Linked DNA regions of Homo sapiens: region 2 is linked to region 1. Evidence: chromatin loops called from intact Hi-C (ENCODE). Cell type or tissue: chondrocyte. All regions are shown on one strand. Links, peaks and the distances in the headings refer to the core of each region. The heading gives the core; the rest is flanking DNA. Region 1 has its middle 18 kb from the start of WFDC1. Region 2 overlaps USP10 (ubiquitin specific peptidase 10).

The links. Peaks named below come from ENCODE experiments on the same cell type or tissue, not always from the same donor. Only the 100,000 strongest peaks of a DNase experiment are listed, where the experiment ranks them.
Region 2: a loop joins it to region 1, with 5 times the contacts of the local background. A loop is called at or near these places in 8 of 110 quality-filtered maps.

What each region holds. Positions count from the first base shown.
Region 1 is chr16:84,272,159-84,282,222 of GRCh38, reverse strand. No RefSeq gene overlaps it. Among named protein-coding and RNA genes, the nearest start is that of WFDC1, 18 kb to the left of the region's middle. In chondrocyte, for the core only: CTCF peaks have their summits at 4,571 and 4,789 (motif pointing left); no DNase peak of the experiment used is centred there.
Region 2 is chr16:84,720,076-84,730,139 of GRCh38, reverse strand. All of the region lies in intron 1 of USP10 (ubiquitin specific peptidase 10), which reads right to left. LOC124903737 (a long non-coding RNA gene) reads left to right here. Exons shown (of 3, transcript XR_007065154.1): 3 at 1,086-2,659. Among named protein-coding and RNA genes, the nearest start is that of USP10, 25 kb to the right of the region's middle. RefSeq lists enhancers at 2,883-3,383, 3,609-3,658, 3,783-4,077. In chondrocyte, for the core only: CTCF peaks have their summits at 3,713 and 3,915 (motif pointing right); a DNase peak (open chromatin) is centred at 3,893.

The sequences.
Region 1 (10,064 bases), core at 1-8,000:
CGATTTGAGGACTCCACGCCCCACACCCCACACCCCAGGTCAGGGCAAGAAAAGTGAGCTCCAGCCCCCCAATGTCATTGCTTTGTCAGTCCATCGCTCATCCCCCCACCCCGCTGTGGTGGGCTGGGTGGGGGCTCAGGGTCCTCTGCGGCAGGTCAAAGTCAGACGATCCAGGAAGATGTTGGTGTTGGCTTCATAAAAGCTGATCCAGGCAGAACCATTCAAAGCTGTCACTTGCCAGGAATGTCATTAACAAATAACCAACTGTAAGTCTAGAAAAGCTGGACGTCAGGCCATCCCCCTCTGCTGATGCGTCTCCCAGGAGGTGAGCTTGCAATTTCACAAGCTCTTCCCAGAGTACACCAACTTTCCAGGAAAGTAACTGCTTCCCACCTTCCTACACACCAGCTCCACCTGTGTTTCTGGGGATGCCCCATGGCGGGCCCTGGTGATGACGGGTAGGGGTCCTGGTAGGCGAGGGGACCTGGGCAAAATGTCAGCGGGTTCCCTCCGTCATGAAGGGGGCCATCAGTCAGAAGGCAAAGATCATGAAGACCGATGCTGTAAGGACACAAAAGCCTAAGAAAGCCTGGGAAAGTGACTTTAGGCACGTTAGGGAATTGGACAACCCCCTTAAGACTGGGCGGGAAGGAGCGGTGTCCAGCGGGTGACTTCTAAACCCACAGAAGAGAGGAAGCCGGCCAGTCAAGTAAGTGGAGGCCATGGTGGAAGGAATTTCCATGACACCTGCCCCTGGCTCTAATCCCTGCTGGACTCTAAACTCATGAGGGTCTTGAGGGGCAGAACGGCTCTTGCTGGATCCAGAGATGAGAGGAGAAATTGAAGGGCAGTGACAGCAGAGTTTCAAAGCAAGCCCCTCCTTAGTGGTGATGGTGGCTGATTGCCCAAGAGCCAACCAGGTATTCCTTCCCCCTTTTATTGGTGATTGGTTCAGGCATCAGTCTGTCATCTGATTTGGACCAATGAGGTGGGAGGGAAGTCAGGTTAGGGGCTTCTGGGAAAGTGGTCCTCATACCTCAGAGATGCAGGAAAGTGATGGTTCAGGTGCACGTCTGGACTTTACCCAGCAGGGATACGATGCCCAGATCTGCAACAGCCACTCTGTGACTGTGAGGAAGGCCAATCAGAGGGTGAGGCCAACACTGACATGATGGCGTTTGGCAGTGGGGGGACGGGCGGGGTGGGGGACGATCCTGAGTCCCTGGTGATATCGCTGAGCTGTTGAATTTAGTCAATCTCGGAGCCAGCCTACCTCTGGACTTCTTGTTACATGGGACAAACTAATCTTCTTTAGGGTTAAGCTAGTTGAGTTGAGCTTTTGCTGACCACCAACTACATCCTGACTGATACACATCACGTTCTCATCCAGCCAGACTGATGAGCAGCTGTGAAAGCAGAAGGGAAAAGGGAGTGGAGTGACTCATATTTCATGAGCAACTACTGTGTGCCCTACCCTGTGTGTAGGTCTCTCCTTAGTCCTCTTACCAGCCCTTTGAGGTGCCGATTACTATTGTGACCCCACTTAACAGAAGAGGAAACCAAGGCTGAGAGGTGAAGACACTGCCCGATTCCACCTGGTGGGACTGGGATGTGAACCCAGTTCCACTTATGCACCTGGCCAACCTGCTTTCCGGAGAACAGTGACAGAGCTGCCCTGGCAGGGAAGGGAAGCCTCAGCTTGAGCTGAGCCACCTTTTCCTGGGAATATCCCTTGTTACCTAAGAGCTCAGGACACTGACCTGCCTGATGATCCGCAGCCATCCAGAGCCAGGAGCCCACCCAAGAGAGATCAGGAACTCAACTGGATGCCATTCAACCACGGGCCCCACTGTCACGACCTGCATGGAGACGCCGCATGGAACCCTTCGTTCTTCCTTCCTGGAGGTCAGTGACAGCTTGGAGTGATCCATGGGACAGTAGAGCACACTGAGCTCTCCGATGACCATCCTGGCAGGGACCTTGGGGAACACGTTAGCATGGCAGGAGTTTAAAAAGAGAGAAAGAAAGAGTCCTTGATCCTTATTATGCAGCGCCTGGTGCAAATAAATCTATCGCTTGCAAAAACAAGCTGTCCTATAATAAATCACAGCGTGATGGGCGCATAAATCCAGAACTCAAGCTCCCAGCCGCTGCCTGGCCGGGCATGTGGGGCTCACACACAGCAGGCCTGTGGGAAAGGCAACAGCCCCCGCTCAGGCCCACGCGCCTGCTCAGCCTTTCCCTTTCCTCAAGAACAGGCCTCCCATGGTTTCTCTAACGCTTATTTTTTATTTTATCTATTTATTTTTGAGATGGAGTCTTGCTCTGTCACCCAGCTTAGAGTGCAGTGGCACAATCTCAGCCCACTGCAACCTCCGCCTCCCACGTTCAAGCGATTCTCCTGCCTCAGCCTTCTGAGTAGCTGGGACTACAGGCTCCCACCACCATGCCTGGCTAATTTTTGTACTTTTAGGAGAGACAGGGTTTCACTGTGTTGGCCAGGCTGGCCTTGAACTCCTGACCTCAGGTGATCTGCCCCCCTTGGCCTCCCAAAGTGCTGGGATTATGGGTATGAGCCACTGCATCTGGCCTATATTTTCATTTTTCTAATAACAAAGGCACAGGTTTTTTATTAATCAGTGGGAAAATGGAAACAATCTTGGATATTGAAAACAGAGGAGATTAATGCAGAGAATTGGCTATACAAGGAACAGAAGGGCCAAGAAACCACATAAGAGATGACCAGGCAACCCAGAGATGAATGGCAAGAAGCACTGCCCCATCTGCAGGGCGAGCAACAAACAGAGGAGGGGGCATTTCTACCACCCAGGATCTAGGGCTGCAGGAGGAAGCTGGAATCACAGTAGCCTGCCCAGTAAAGCTGGGGCCACGGAGGGTGCATGGCCACTGGTAGAAACCCCGTCCAAGGAGAGACCTGTCCAGAGAGATGGGGAGAAATGCCCTGGCTTCCCTCTTCCTCCCCTTCAGACTCCCCACAATGCTGCCTATTGGCTGAGCCTAGTGACAGAAGGAGAGCCAGGGACACGCTGCTTGCAAGAGGCAGTCCCTTGTGATGTCCTGCAGAGCAGGAGTGGGGGAAGGGAAGAAGCGACAGCAGACTCAGGACCAGCACGTGTATTCACTGCAAAATACATGCCCTCCCGCATCAAAAAGGTTACCATCTTTATTTCCTCTCTGCCTTTCTTCTTCCTTTCCATCCCAACTGGATCAAAAGCTGATAGATTCAAAAGTGATGGCGGAAATTTTCCATTCATTTATTAAGTAAATAGTTACTGGGCATCTGCCATGTGCTGGGTACTGAGACTCAGAGAGGTCAGAGACAAGGTCGCTGCTCCCTTGCACTAGGGATGCACTAGAATGCACTAGTTTGCATTCTGCTGGGGGGTGGGGATGTCACACGGTAAACAAGAAAGAAATGAATGAACAAGATAATCCCGCACAGTGGTGAGTGCTATGAAGAAAATGAAACAGAGTGGCGAGCGATGAGAACGGCTTGCGTAGGGTGGAGGCCAGAGAGGCCCTCCCAGAGCAGCTGACGTCCTAGTCAAGACTGGAAGGATGGAAAGGAATTCTCTTGCAGAGAGAAGTAAAGGCATATCCAGGCAGGGGGCATGGCAGGTGCAAAGACCCTGAGGTGCACGGCCCTGTGTTCAAGCCACAGCCCTGCTGCTTCCCAGAAATGAACCTTGAGGCAAGTGTGTGAGTTCTCGGAGCCTCAGTTCCCTCCCCATCAAATGGGATAATAACCACGCCTGCCGCACAGGAGCGCTGCGCAAATCAAAAATGACTACCCGTGAAAAGAAAAACAGCCCAGTGAAAACTAGGAAATTCATCACTATCATCTCCATCCACAAATCACATCAGTCCTTCCCACAAGGCAAGCTCCTATCGACTCTGATGTTTGTTACCTGCATTTTAAGCAAATCATGTCTCTAAGTCAGGGGAGCAGAAAAGAATTAAGATCTATAAAATTAACAGAGCCCAATACTAAGAGGCATTACCAGAACCAACATCTTTCCCGAACAGTGGACATGTTTCTGTTTGGTATATCCACACCTCTCATGGCCACAGGACAGCCACCTGTATATCATTAGTTTGGCTAACACTGTACTCCCTAAATGAAAGGAGGTTTCAAAGGAAAATCTTAAATGCTAAAAACTTTAAAATGGTGAAACTTTTAAAAGGTATTAGGATAATTGCCACAATAGTACTCTAGCTTTTGCTACCTTGATAAGTGTATTTAGCAGAATCTGAGAGAACTGGTCCAGGGTAGATGTAAGTGAGCATAATTGAATTAATAGAAAGAAAAAGAGAAGAGAGAGAGAGAAAGCGAAAAGAAAGAAAGAAGCCAGGCGCGGTGGTTCATGCCTATAATCCCAGCACTTTGGGAGGCCAAGGCAGGCAGATCGCTTGAGCCCAGGAGTTCAAGACCAGCCTGGCAACATAGGGAAACCCCATCTCTACTGTAAATTTAAAAAATTAGCGGGGCATGGTGGCACATGCCTGTAATTGCGGCTACTCAGGAGGCTGAGGTGGGAGGATTGCTTGAGCCCAGGAGGTTGAGGCTGCAGTGAGGTGAGATTACACCATGGCACTTTAGCCTGGGCGACAGAGCCAGACTCTGTCTCAAAAATAATAATAATAAGGAAATAAAGAAAGAACTGGAGTTGCCAACAGACAGTGAGACAGCTAGGGCCCCAGGTAGGGGACTGCAACCCACCACGGAATTAGGCATCTGAGAGCGTCCGCGCCTGACGAGGCTCTGGCTCACAGCGCCCCCTGCTGGAAGCATCCAGATGCTACTAAGGGAAGAAGTGAGTTATTTAAACTACAGAGTATATAACATTGCCTAGTTCCAAGCTAACTGGCCTGGTTAATCTCCTCCCTTTATAAAATGAAATTTGTCATGATTTGAACAGAGCTGGTTTGAGTTTAATCTGTCATCTCCACCTAACTGGCTAAGCGAAATAACAATAAAGACAACTACAGAAGAAGATGACATTCACAGATGCCCATCGGGGATGTAGCTTATGATCATAAAACATGGGGGTGGGGGTGGGGGGGGGCAAATGTTCAATCTTAAGGAATTGGTTATGGAATTATATAGATTTAGGCAATGGAATTCTATGCCCCTATTGAAATGGTACATAATTATTGACTTGGAAAAATGCTCGTAATGTATTGCTAAGTGATAAAAATGAATTATACAACATAATGTATTATATATTTCAGTTTTTGCAAAAAACATGTTTTTGTTTGTTTGTTTGTTTTGTTTTGGGGGGGATGGAGTTTCGCTCTTGTTGCCCAAGCTGGAGTGCAATGGCGCAATCTCGGCTCACAGCAACCTCCGCCTCCCGGGTTCAAGGGATTCTCCTGCCTCAGCCTCCCGAGTAGCTGGGATTACAGGCGCACACCACCACGCCCGGCTAATTTTTTGTATTTTTAGCAGAGACGGGGTTTCACCATGTTAGCCAGGCTGGTCTCTAACTTCTGACCTCAGGTGATCCCCCCGCCTCAGCCTCCCAAAGTGTTGGGATTACAGGCATGAGCCACCAGCAAAAAACACATATTTTAATGTATATACGTCCATTGGAAAATGTGAAGAAATACACATTAATACATTAGCATTTGGTTATTTCTAGGGGGTGACATCAGGAATCCTCCCTTTTTTACTTGCGTCTGCTCTCCCATTTTTCTATAAATGACAGCTCACATATATAACATGATAAAGTAACTCTCTAGCATTGAAATGGGATTACAGGAGAAGTATTTGACCTACCAAAAGGAATGGAACTGTTTTCCAAGATTTTGCAAAACCATTTGTTTTGAGTCAGTTCAATTAATCACATTTATTTAGCTTCAGAGAGGCCAAGGACTAGAATCTGACCCCTGTGGGTACTAGGTATCTTGACCTAGGTTCATACCCAAGTTGCGGCCTCAGCAACACACAGCTTTCCCTAAAGCAGAAGAAACCAAGAAACAGTGAGCATGGGCCTGCACAGCCCCTCCCTGTCCTGGGAAAGCAACATGCATGTGCCCAACACACCCATGCACACACACACACATACACACACACTTGAGCAGGTAAACCAGGTGCTACCTTCTGCCCTAAAAGCCAGTGGATGCAACCTCACAACAGTCTAGAACTAAGCCCCGGTGCCTGGCACACCGTGGGCACATAGAATGGAATATGTGGCTTTCATTCAATAACAAAGTAGAGTGGAATAAATACCTGAATAAGCAGAATACAGAGAATGAAGGAAATGAAAAGGAATGAGGTGGATAAAATGGAGTGAAACGGACTGTCATAAATGAATAGAATGATAAAATCAGAGGCATGGCCTAGAGTGAATAAATACCACAGAACTGCATGAATCACGAGATATAGTGAATGAATGGGATGAATGAATGGGAGGAGGTGAAATGGAATGAATGAGTGAATTGAATGAATAAAAGAAGACATAGTTGCTGACCTTAAGGGGTTCATGCTGTAGGGGGAAGGAGACCAGTAAGCCAAGAATTACCGGAGCTTTGCCCCACGCCCTGTGCTAACAGACCAGCTGTGGAACACAGAGCAATTGATCTTGTGGTGTCTTATACATGGTCCTGTTGACCCTCACAGTGGACGGACAGCTCTGTAATGCAGCCTCCTTCATTAGTTCCTTTTTGCAAATGAAGAAATGGAGACGGGGCAGCTTTCGTCTATTCCCTGGAAAGAGTATTTCCAGATTGGGTTCGAGATCTGCAGGCAGGAGGTTTATCAGGTTATGCTCTTGGGGCCACATCCGTGGAAAGGGAGTAGGAGCCCAGGGAAGAAGTTGGCTGGGACATAGTCTCAAGGAGAGCCTCAGCCAACCTCCTGGTGGGTTCTGAAGCTGGAAGAGCCTTCTGGGGTGCCCTGGGGTTGGGCGAGGGGGCTGGGCCTTACACCCAGCCACCTACCTCCCCACACTGGCCAGTCATGGGATACAGGCCACTTTTGGAGAGGGTGGCATGAAATTTATGAGCCTCTTCCCACGTTTCCTTCCTGGGACTGTCATAACCAGGTATCACAGAACAAATGGCTTTAAACAACAGAAATGTATTCTTTCATCACTCTGGAGTCCAGACATAGGAAATCAAGGCATCTGCAGGGTTGGTTCCCTCTGTGGGCTCTGAGGAAGGACCTTCTTCTGGCTCTGGGGACAGCCAGCCACCCTTGGTGTTCCTGGGCTCGTGGACACATCCCTCAGATCTCCACATCCGCCTACACGCAGCATTTCCCCCAAGTGTCTGGCTTCACACACTAGCTTCTTATGAGGACACCACCCCGCTCCAGTACGACCACATCTTAATTTAACAAATTACATCTGCAACAAATCTATGTCCCAACAGGGTCACATTCTTTGGTTCTGGGGGTCAGAAATCAGCATATTTTTCTTGGGGGACACATGTCAATCCACAATGCCAGTCAAGGGATTTTCTGAAGCAGGCTGGTGGCCGAGCGCCCGCGGCTGCCAGCAGCACTCCCAGTAGCTGAGGGGCTGAGGCCTTCAGTCCTGAAGGGGCCTCTGGCCTCAGAGCGCCTACTAGAGAAACTGAGACTTGAGGGGTTTAAATCACTTCTTCAGGGTCACAGACGTAGCAAAAAATCAAGCAAGGGCTTGAACCCTGTGCTCAGGCACGTGCTAAAGAGCTAGAACTTGATTCTGTGGCCAAGGGGAAGCCGTCGAAGGAATTTAAGCCAGAAATTGATCACATTTATTTTCCAGAAAGGCAACTCTGAAAACTGGGTGACGAATGGGAAGGTGGGCTCAGCAGTGGAAGCCAGGAGGGCTGGCAGGGGTCAGGGGCTGCTGCAGGAATCCAGTCTCATGGGATAGTACCCAGGCTGCGATGGGCAGAGGAATGACCCCCAAAGATGTCCCCATCCTTATTTCCAGAGGCTGGGTCCATCTTGCTACTGTGGTTAGCTTACATGGCAGATGCGCAAGTGTGGACTTTGCAGATGTGATTAAGTCAAAGATCTTGAGGCGAGAAGATGATCCCGCGTGATCCAGGTGGGCCCAATGTCATGACCAAGGTCCTTATAAGAAGGAGGGCAATGGCCAGGCATGGCGGCTCATGCCTGTAATCCCAGCACTTTGGGAGGCCGAGGCGGGTGGATCACCTGAGGTCAGGAGTTCAACAACAGCCTGGGCAACATGGCAAAACCCTGTCTCTACTAAAAGTACAAAAATTAGCTGGGCATGGTGGTGGGTGCCTGTAATCCTAGCTACTCGTGAGGCTGAGGCAGGAGAATAGCGTGAACCCGGGAGGCGGAGCTTGCAGCTAGCCAAGATCGCACCACTGCACTCCAGCCTGGGCAACAGAGCAAGACTCTGTCTCAAAAAAAAAAAAAAAAAAAAAAAAGGAGGAGGGCAAGAGGGTCTGAGTTTGCTTGTCTCACCTTGATGTACAAGGCTCAAAATCTGACTCCATCCTCTAATTCACTCCTCGCCACTCTTCCCCACAATCCCCCTTCCCAGCCCCAATCACCTTCTTTGTGTCCCTCAAACACACCAAACTCATGCCTGGACCAAGTCCTTTCACTTGCTGTATGAAGTAAATGCTCCATCTAGAACGCTGTCTTCCCCTATTTTAAAAAAATGTGTGCATACCTGTCCTCCTATCATTGAAGTTTCAGCTTAAATGTCACCTCTTTGGAGAGAGAGAGAGGCCTTCCCCATTGTCCTAGTTAATGGTAGGGTGACCCTGTCACTCTCATTGCCCTATTATGATTTTCTCCGCAGCCACTTGTCACTCTTGTATCTTCCTGTCTGATTTGTTTATTGCCTGTCTCCTGCTCAAGGTCAGCTTCAAGAGAGTAGAGACCCCGCCTACCTTGTACACTAGTGATTCCTCAGTGCCTAGAGCTGAACATGCAATAGAGTAGGTATTCAAATATCAGATGGATGATGGATGGATGGAAGACTGGTGAATGGATGGGAAGATAAAAGGATGTGTGGATAGAAAAATGGATGGAAGGATGGAGCTATGGAAAGAAATATGGAACCATGGGTAGATGGTTGGATGGAAGGATGGATAGATGGAAAACTGGTGGATGGAAGGAAAATTGATTAATGGATTAAAGGGTTAATGGATGGCAAAACAGGTTGTCAGCAGGATGAGTAAAATGAGAAGATGGGTGGACGGATGGATGGATGGATGGATGGATGGATGGATTGGTGGGTAGATAAAGAATAGGCAGATAGAAGGATGTTTGGATGGATTAAAGGATGGGTGGTGAAGGATAGAAAGTTGGATTGATGGAATGATAGAAGGATAGAATAATGGAAGAATAAATGGATGGTGAATGAATGTATAGGTTGATTAAAAAAGATGGAAGATGAATCAATAGAATAATGGACAAATGGAAGAATGAGTGGATGGATGAATGATGGGAGGATGGTTAGATGGAAGGATGGAAGGTTGAATGAATGAAAGAGAAAATGGGTAGATCAAAGGATAGGTGGGTGGAAATACATGGATGGAAGGAAAGATAGATGATGAGGGGATAGAATAGAAGGTGACAGAATGGAGGATATATGGAAAGAAATGGAAGTAAATGGATGGAAGGAAGGATAGATGTAAAATTCCTCAAAATGTGGCTACCAGACTGAGCTGGATCAATATTTTCCATCTGTTTTTAAAGAGGTTGCTCTATGCCTTCCTGACAGACTTTTGTTACCAAGTGACAGAAGTCAACAGGCTGTTTGCACCTCTAATCCTCAGAACCAGATTCTGTAATCATCTTATCTTATCAGCAAATATCTATATTTAATAAACTCCCCACCTGATGTCTGGCCCCACACACAGCTATTGACTTAGCTGCTTGATCACGAGGGCTTGGTAATCCCGGTTCAAAGCATTAGCACTAAATTCTCCCATCACCAGTGGGGCCCCTCTGTGCTCTGGTCCCCTTCCAAAAAAATAAATAAATAAAAGAAAAAAAGACTCACTCACATCACTTCCCTTTTTAAAACTCTTAAAAGTCTCAGGGGGCAATCTCTGGCTCACAGGAC
Region 2 (10,064 bases), core at 717-8,716, 450 kb before region 1:
GACGCTGAGTGGACGCAGACAGGAGTGGAGGGGATTTCCTAGCACGTTTTTTGGAGGGTTTTCTTGGGAGGGGACTACATACTTTATTCAAAACATTAATCATAAAAAGTAAACACAACAGAAATCACCTTACAACTCTTCAAATACACCCATTTTGCACAGACATAATTTCATAAGCATGTTAGTTTCAAGAGCTCATTGACAACAGCTTAGGACTTGATGAAAACATGTCACGCAAAAAAATACACCATAAGTAACTGCTGATTACCAGCTATGCAACACTGAACTATCATTTAACACTTGACAAATCACTAGCCACGGCTGTTTTGAACTCCAACTTAATTTCCTTAACACTGGCTCACATAGCTCAAAAAACAACTCCATCAAAATACACGTGAATCACATTTTAATCCTTAAATGCATGAGCTTTTAAAAGTGAGCAGTTACACTTCAGCAATATTTAAAACCGGTCCTTTCGATTTTATAACTGAAATAAAGGAACGGGCTAAGAAGTCAGTGCCAAGGGTTTAAGAGCATCTCTGCAAGGCGCTCAGCCTCCCGGGGAACTTGATTAGAATTTCCATCTCCCATACAATGAGTATTCCCCATATGCTCATGGCAGATAAACTACATGTATCTTTTTCCTATGTGTCAATACAAATATAACTTATACTCAAGCAGGAATTCTGATACAACCCAATAACCACATATAAAGGAATCCTCTATTTGGGGAGTTAACTATCAAATGTCAGTAAAAGACAAGTCATCGATATCACAAGCTAGGGGAATCCTAAGAATAAAACGGAATTTCTTAGAATTGCAATGCACATTTTGAAAAACGATAAATATTTCTTTCTTGGCAAAGTAAGCTGGCATGGTAACCATTCAAACATGGATTATGAATGATGTGATAAAATAATCCATACAAATGTGAAGGTTAAGACATCATTTTTGTATTTAACAAAATCATATGCATCATTCAAAGCACTACAATGAAGAAGCATTTATTATCAACACTATTCCAAAAGACAAAGTGTTGCTTGGCCAGACACGGTGGCTCACGCTTGTAATCTCGTCACTTCCAGAAGCCGAGGCGAGCAGATCACTTGACTTCAGGAGTTCAAGACCAGCCCAGCCAAAATGGTGAAATCCACCTCCACTAAAAATACAAAAATTAGCCAGGCATGGTGGTGGGTGCCTGTAATCCCAGCTACTTGGGAGGCTGATGCAGAAGAATTACGTGAACCTGGAAGGCGGAGGCTGCAGTGAGCCAAGATGGTGCCACTACACTCCAGCCTGAATGACAGAGGAAGACTCCGTCTCAAAAAAAAGAAAAAAGAAGAGGTGCTGCTTATAAAACAGAATATGACAACTTTATTGGGAGGAAAAAAGGTAATTTTTGCATATGCTGATAAAACTACAAAAAGGGAAAATGGCCAAATACTTATTCAGTAGCAAATACCAGTGAGTGGACGGACATAAATTATAATTTTGATAAAACTACAAAAGGAGGCCGGACACGGTGGCTCACGCCTGTAATCCCAGCACTTTGGGAGGCCGAGGCAGGCGGATCACGAGGTCAGGAGATTGAGACCATCCTGGCTAAACCCCGTCTCTATTAAAAATACAAAAATTAGCCGGGCGTGGTGGCACATGCTTGTAGTCCCAGCTACCCGGGAGGCTGAGGCAGGGGAATCGCTTGAACCGGGGAGGCAGAGGTTGCAGTGAGCCGAGATCGCACCACTGAACTCCAGCCTGGGCAACAGCGAGAAAAAAAAAAAGTAAAAAAGGCCAAATATTTATTCAATATATTTCAATTATTTATTCAATTTATTCAATATATTTATAGCAAATACCAGTGAGTGACAATTATTTAACTAAAATGATATCTGACTAAATGTTGAAGCAAGGCATGTTTGTGACACCAAAAAGTTTATCACAGAAATTCAGGACAGCCAACTGCTATTAAAATGTTCTGGTTTCACCATCTCCTTCTCCAAAAGCCTTCCTAACTTCCAATCAAATGTTATTTTAGGTGTTTGGTAAAATGAGGAATGTTATCAAAAGAGGGGAGGAGAAACTGCTGTTCAAAAAAGTCAATATCCTGAAAGGCTGTGGGAAACTTCCAGACTACAAAAAGCTAGAGACATGATAACTAAATACATTTCCTGACCCTAGACTGGATCCTGTGCTGGAAGGGAAAATTCTAGAAAGGACATTATATGGTCAACTCCCAAAATTAGAATATGGACAGGTTAGAAAAAAGTACTGCATCAATGTAAATTTGTGAAAGTGGTAACGTATTACTGTGGTTATTTAAGAGAATATGCCTATTCTTAGGAAATACACATTCAAGAATTTAGGATTAAGTGGCTACAGTGTATGTAATCTTCCCTGAAATCTCAAAGGGTTTGGAAAAATATTGTATGTCTGTATATTTGCATTTGTTAGCCCATGTCTGTGTGTCTGTATGTGTATCCGTATGAGTGTGTATTTGCAGACAGAGAATTCCAGCACACACAAATGATTAAGCAAATGGATTTAATCTTAACAACAGGTGGATCTGGGTAAAGGACCATCTGGGGATTCTTTGTACTATTTTTCTTTCCGCAACTTTTCAAGTTTCAAACTATTTGCAAATAAAGAGTTTTTGTTTGTTTGTTTGTTTGTTTGTTTGTTTTTTTAAAGCTAACACTGAAAATTGTGAGGTTATGAGGAAAACCTTTACCCTCTCCTTATGTTTGACTGTTTAGTGTTTTCTCTCCTCTGGAAGATTAACTTATTTCAAAGGCTGTCACATGAGGGGGGAAAATTGTAGGTGTTTGGGTAAAATAAAGATGAAAATAACGCTGTGTCTGACTTCACAGGATTTACAACCTAGTGAAGAGGGAAATGCCACTGATGACATGAATTAGTTTTGCCCATAACAGAGCAAGATAAAATACAGAACAATTCAGTTCACACGGGAGACTAAAAAGCACGAGTAAGTTCATCGTTTCTTGTAATTTCAAAGAAAGTGCAGAGCTTAGGACATATTGGTGGCTGTCATTAAAATAAAAGCAGGTACCTGGAGGCCCTGTCAGCCATGCCACACCACAGAAACTGTGACACTGCTGCGGCTAACTCTGCCCTTCCCACAGCTACACCAAATACCATCAGGAAAGACTGGGAAGCCCCCTAAGGTTTCAGCAACTCTGCCAGAGTCAGAACACTGGGGTCAAAAGGAGGTATCAGAAAGCAGTAACAAACGCTCCTTTCCCGCGTCCTGTGGTTGCATAGGAAATGCCCAGGGGCGGGACGGCACAGAAATGCCTGCGATTCGGGGGAGCAAAGTACAAGGGCTTCAGGCATTTCTTCCCCTTTTTAGGGGAAGTAAGACTGTGAACTAGAGAAGCTATTTATTCCCCTCCACCACTTCCCCTCATATCCCATCCGGCCTCCATCCCGGGCTTTCAAAACTCTCACTGTTCACATCTTTACTTTCTGATCCTTTCTCAAGAGGATGTGGAAAAAAATATACAAGAAACACTTCGAGAAAAGGGGGGCAAGCCCACACCACAGCAGGGATGGGAACAAAAGACACCTTCCTCCCTGAAGCATAGCCTGTTGGCTAAGCTGGCTCAGTTTACCTTCTGGAGGTGTGTGGAGGCCACTACGGCCCTCAGGGGGCCTGAGTTGAGAAACCCTGGGCAAAGGTTTAGACGAAGTGGGAAAACCAGTGTTCCTGCTAAAGGAAAAACAAAGACCTTGCCCTCAGCAATAAAGACACATTCCTCCATCTCAGCCCAAGGAAGGCGAGAAGGAGAAAAGATGTCTAATGTTCACTTGCACAACCTGCTGGCTACAGCTCTCCCGCCGGAACTGCGGGAAACGCCACTTTCGGCTTCAGGAGACGCTGGGGACTATCAGTACAGCACGGCACTAGGGGGCGCTGCAGCACAGCATTCTGAAAGTTTCATCTCTCTGGAAATTTGAATAAATATGCAGGTTGTTCCAAATTAACATTCTCTGCCTTCAAAAGGACTGATAGAAATAGGAGATCAGCCCTGAAGTAAGAATGTAAATACTTTGCTGCTGCATTTGTACCTGCAGTTTCCGAGGCAGGTGGACAACTATGACCAATCTCTAAGAACAATCTCCCATTCACAGATGCACAGCTAAGCCTCACAGTGGCAAATGGTATAACCAGGTCACAGTCAAATACACAAGAAGCTGAGAAGTATAAAGTATTCTCCCTCTTCTCCTGATCCAAATAAGCTCAATTTGGGGAAACATGAAAAGAGCAATAGACTGTTTGGCATGATTAAAGCCTTAATCTCATCTACAAAATGAAGGTATGTTGGACCAGACAACTTCTAAAATTCTTCCCATCTCCAAAAGGATCTCTTGGATCTAAAAAGGATTAAGAAACACGGGTTTGAAAATGTCGTCAGACAGGCCGGGCACGGTGGCTCACACCTGTAATCCCAGCACTCTGGGGGGCCGAGGCGGGTGGATCACCTGAGGTCAGGAGTCAGAGAACAGACTGCCAACATGGTGAAACCCTGTCTCTACTAAAAACACAAAAAAAAATTAGCCGGGCATGGTGGCAGGCGCCTCTAATCTCAGCTACTCAGGAGGCTGAGGCAGGAGAATTGCTTGAACCCAGCAGGCAGAGGTTGCAGTGAGCGGAAATCGTGCCATTTGCACTCCAGCCCGGGTAACAAGAGCAAAACTCCGTCTCAAAAAAGAAAAAAGAAAAGAAAGAGAAAAAGAAAAAGAAAATGTCATCAGACTAATGCATGCTACAACAGGATGACTTTGAAAACATTATACTAAGTTAAAGCCACACACAAAGAGCCATAAATTGTTTCTTCCATTCATATGAAATGCCAAGAATAGGCAAATTACCAGACACAGAAAGATCATGGTTGCCAAGGGCTGGGAGGAGAGGAGAATGGGGGAGCGGGAGGCGGTGACTGCTAATGAACATGAGCTTTCTTTTGGGGATGATGAAATGTTCTAAAATGGACTACGGTGTTAGCTGCAAAACTTTGTGAATACACTAAAAACCACTGAAATGCATATTTATTCAAATACACAAACTCCACAGCATGTGAATTATATCTCAATAAAGTTTTAAAAAAGGTCAGTACTTATATCAAAATAAAAATTTTAATTTCTTTACTAGGCTTTATGAATCAAAGCCCAGTAAGTTATGGGTGCTAGCTGATATCTACTGAACAATCATTGTGTGCTTTCAACTTCAGAAGGTGGTGTGGGTGGTTCTGAGGACATCTGGAGATGACACTATCATCAACTAGTGAATGCACACCAGGAAGTTCGCCAATTTAACAATATGCACTGAGCATCAACAATCCACACTCAACTATGCGAGACTACGAGAGTAAAACTTTGAACACAACACACACAGGGGTCAGGGCATGGTGACATTTACAGTTTTATTACAGTGCAAGCCAACTGCAAGCTGAACTAAGTGTTACAAATGGCAGAAGCAGACAAAGGAAGAAGGAGGAAGAGAAGTTTTGTTCCCTCACTAATAGGGCTATAGCAAAATTTTGCTTTACTTTCTTGGGGCAAAGAGGTCCTGAGAAGCGAACAAAGTAGACAAACTATCACAAAGTCACTCTCACAGGCAGCCTCTCTCCTTGAAACTCAAATGTCAAAGTACTGCAATTGAGTGTCTACTTCCCTGTTTGTATATTCTATTTCTACTATTAAAGTGCTATCAAAAAGTAATCATTTTACCTCTCAAAGTATGGTTTTTAACAGGTTGGCTGTATATTAAGTGCTTTCATGGAGATTCCGAGCTAAAATTTCCTTCAGAAATTTTAGATTGAATTCAGATTGAATCTCCAAATTAGAAAACATGATTCACTTAACAGAAACCCACTTTTACCAACTTTCCAGTCCTGTGTCTATATTAGAACTGTATTACAAAATGGCCATTAAATTTTAACTCGCTTTGCTCTTAACTAGTACTAAATAGCAAGGTAATATAGATAGCCCTCATTATTGAATAACTTCCTGTGTAAAATTGCTATTGTATGAAACACAGCAGATAAATTAGGGAGTAAATTCAGTCAACTTTATCTGGGATAGCCCTAGTAGAAGTTCAAGATTCCACCAACTTTCATATTCATTACAATCACCTTGGTGCTGACCTTAAGAAAAAAAGAAATGGAAGATGAAACCAATAAAAAAGAAACTGTAACAGAAGCAGTTCTATCTTTGCTGGGGCCAAGGACGAACAAAAGAAGAGGCTGCAAGGGGGCTCAATGTCATTCTGGGGAATGACAGAACTGGTGTCTTGATTGTGGAGGTGATTACACAAATGAATACATCTGTTAAAATTCATGGAAATATACACTTTAAATGGGTGAAATTCACCGCACATACGTTATACCTCCATAAAGCTGATTTCTTTAAAGTACAAGAATCGAGTTAGATCCATCTTTGTTTAGCCAGAAGTTAATGCAGTAGACTTGGCATAGAGTAGGTGCTCAAAATAGCTTTGTTGAACAAATGAATTCAGGAAGAGGAAGATGAAAAAACCCACACAAATAAAAAGCTTATCTAAGGATAAGGAATAATTTCTCCAAACTACATAGCAATCATTGTGACTTCCCAGGCGTCAGTGGGCTGACAGTCTTAACTTGATCACTCTGAATGGTTTTTATTCTCATGTTTTTATTATCACCAGAGATGTTCCAGCTAGGAGTACATCTTTCATTCTCAAATATAATCTTCAAATAAATACAATCAAGAAATAACACTTATTTTTAAAGTATAACACTTAAACTTATATTTTAAAATATAAGACTTATTCAACGTAAGTGAATTAAGCTTCACAGAACACTTTAAAGGAACACCTATTTTGACCTAAAGAAAAATCATTAACAATTACCATGTGATCCATTTCCCAAGCTAAAGAGAAACCACTTTTCAAAATCTTAAGTGTATAAGGGGGAAAAAAGGCCAAAAAAAAAAAAACCCTGGATGTGATCAGAAGGTATCGGAGCCGGTCAATCCTTTTAAAATCGACTTTATTCCCCACCCCCCATCTTTGACCCTCAAATAAGACCACCGGTTTCCAGTGTGAAGCAGGCATGCATCCTGTATTTCTTGGTCCCTCCTTTCTGCTCAAACTGTCTTTCTGGGCACATTTCACTAAGAACCACCTATTTGTACTCAGTTTCACTTTGCTGTCAATGACAGGAACTCATGTTCCTAGGGACAAAAAATTATCATTTAAATTGATGTACTATAAAATTAAGACGACTGAGCCGGACGCAGTGGCTCACACCTGTAATCCCAGCACTTTGGGAGGCCGAGGCGGACAAATCACTTGAGGTTAGGGAGTTCGAGACTGGCCAACATGGTGAAACTCCATCTCTACTAAAAATACAAAAATTAGCTGGGCGTGGGGGAGTCTGCCTGTAATCCCAGCTACTCGGGAGGCTAGCAGGAGAACTGCTTAAACCTGGGAGGTGAAGGTTTCAGTGAGCCAAGATCACACCACTGCACTCCAGCCTGGGAGACAGAGTGAGACTCTGTCTCAAAAAAAGAAGACTGACAATATCAAATGTTGGTGAGGACAGAGAAGAAGCATTCTCATACACTGCTGGTGCAGATAGAAAACGGCATGGCCGCTTTGAAAAAGCCTTGCAGTTTCTTACAGAATAGAATATACGCTTACCACATTTTACCCACAAGAAATGAAAACCTATGTCCACACAGACACTTGTACATGAATGTGAACAGCAGATTCAAACAGTGGGAACAACAAAAATGTCTATCAAGAGGAAAGAGACAAGCAAACTGTGGGACATCCACAAAGGAATACTACCCAGTACTGAAAAGGCTGGAACTCAACACTCAACATGGCTAAATCTAAATAGTTGGGTCAGGTGAAGGTAACCAAACAAAAGAGTACAGTTTGTGTAATTCTGGGCCAATGTAATTCTAGAAAAGGCAAACTTTCTTAGCCTATAGTGACAGAAGCAGACCACTAGCTGCCTGGACAAGGTGGGGATTCATGGCAAAGGGGCATGAAGAAACTCTCTGAGCAATGGAAATGTTCTATATATGGAGTGTGGTAGTAGTTACTACTTTGGTGTATACATCTGTCAAAACTCAAACTGGGCTGGGCGTGATGGCTCCCAGCCTGTAATTCCAGCACTTTGGGAGGCCAAGGTGAGAGGATCACTTGAGAGGAGTTCAAGATCAGCCTAGGCAACACGGTGAAACCCTGTCTCTATGAAAACACAAAAAATTAGCCAGGTGTGGCGGCGTGTGCCTGTAGTCCCAGCTACTCGAGAGGCTGAGGCAGGAGAATTGCTTGAACCCGGGAGGCGGAGGTTGCAGTGAGCTGTGATCGCGCCACTGCACTCCAGCCTGGCAACAGAGCAAGACTCAATCTCTAAAACAAAACAAAACAAAACAAAGCCAGACTTGGTGGCACATGCCTGTAGTCCCAGTTACTTGGGAGGGCTGAGGCAGGAGGATGGCTTGAACCCAGGAGGTCAAGGCTGCAGTGAGCTATGATCACACCACTGCACTCCAGCCTGGGAGACAGAGCAAGACCTCGTCTGAAAAACAAAGACAAAAAACCTCGAACTGCAAACTTAAAATGGGTACATTTATTGTATTAAATTATACTTCAATAAGGTTGACTTTTTAAAAATTGTTATGCACAATCTATGTAAAGCAGATGAAGCAGTACCATAATCAAAGCTCTTGAAGACCAATGGCCACAGTTGTAATCTTTCATTTACAGAAGAATAATTCCTCAGTACGCTCTATTTGTTAATCTCTCATCTACGGAAGAAGAATTCTTCAGTACACCCTATTTGTAGGCATCCACACTCTGGGATTTTTAGTTTCACATTCCTTGGTCCAAAGACCTCCCAGTGCTACACAACATCATCTTAAAAATTCTGCATCATTGCCGGGCATGGTGGCTCACACCTGTAATCCCAGCACTTTGGGAGGCCCAGGCAGGTGGATCACCTGAGGTCAGGAGTTCAAGACCAGCCTGGCCAGTGGTGAAACCCCGTCTTTACTAAAAATACAAAAATTAGTCAGGCATGGTGGCGGGCACCTGTACTCCCGGCTACTCGAGAGGCTGAGGCAGGAAAATAGCTTGAATACGGCAGGCGGAGGTTGCCGTGAGCTGAGATCGCGCCACTGCACTCCAGCCTGGGCAAAAGAGCGAGACTCCTTCCCAAAAAAAAAAAAAAAAAATTGTGCATCATTGGCCGGGCGCGGTGGCCCAGGACTGTAATCCCAGCACTTTGCGACGTCGAGGTGGGCAGATCATGAGGTCAGGAGATCGAGACCATCCCCGCTAATACGGTGAAACCCCGTCTCTATTAAAAAATACAAAAAATTAGCTGGGTGTGGTGGCGGGCACCTGTAGTCCTAACTACTCAGGAGGCTGAGGCAGGAGAATGGCGTGAACCCAGGAGGTGGAGCTTGCAGTAAGGCAAGATCGCACCACTGCACTCCAGCCTGGGCAACACAGCGAGGCTCCATCTCAAAAAAAAAAAAAAAAAAAAAAATTGGGCATCATCTTTTTATTCTGCATCTGTTTTCAATTTAACTGTGCACCACTCTGAAGCCTCTGTCCCATCATTACTCAGTCACTTCAGATTATTCTTGCCTGGCTCAACCTTTATTACTGCCGAGCTTCTCGGACCATGTACTCAAACTCCACACAAAGACAATTACTGCCAAAAACAATGAAGCAAAACTATAGTATTTCATTAAACAGAGTGCTACATGGGCAGAAACTTGTAAGTGCCATCTGTTCTACAGGATTTTTCACTTAATAAAATACGCTGGAACCGGACCAACAGAAGGCCAGCTACTGGAGGCCACCCGCCAGGAAGGAACGCACATCGCCACGGCAGAGCTTCCTCTTAAAGGACATCCATGAAAAAAGAACCTAGCTACAGAAATGATTTTCCTCTGATTTGCTGGCCACTGTCAGCAGACTCTTCAAATCTCCTAGAAAATCTAGGACTGTCTAATAAGAAGTACTTACATTAGCTGGTAAATAG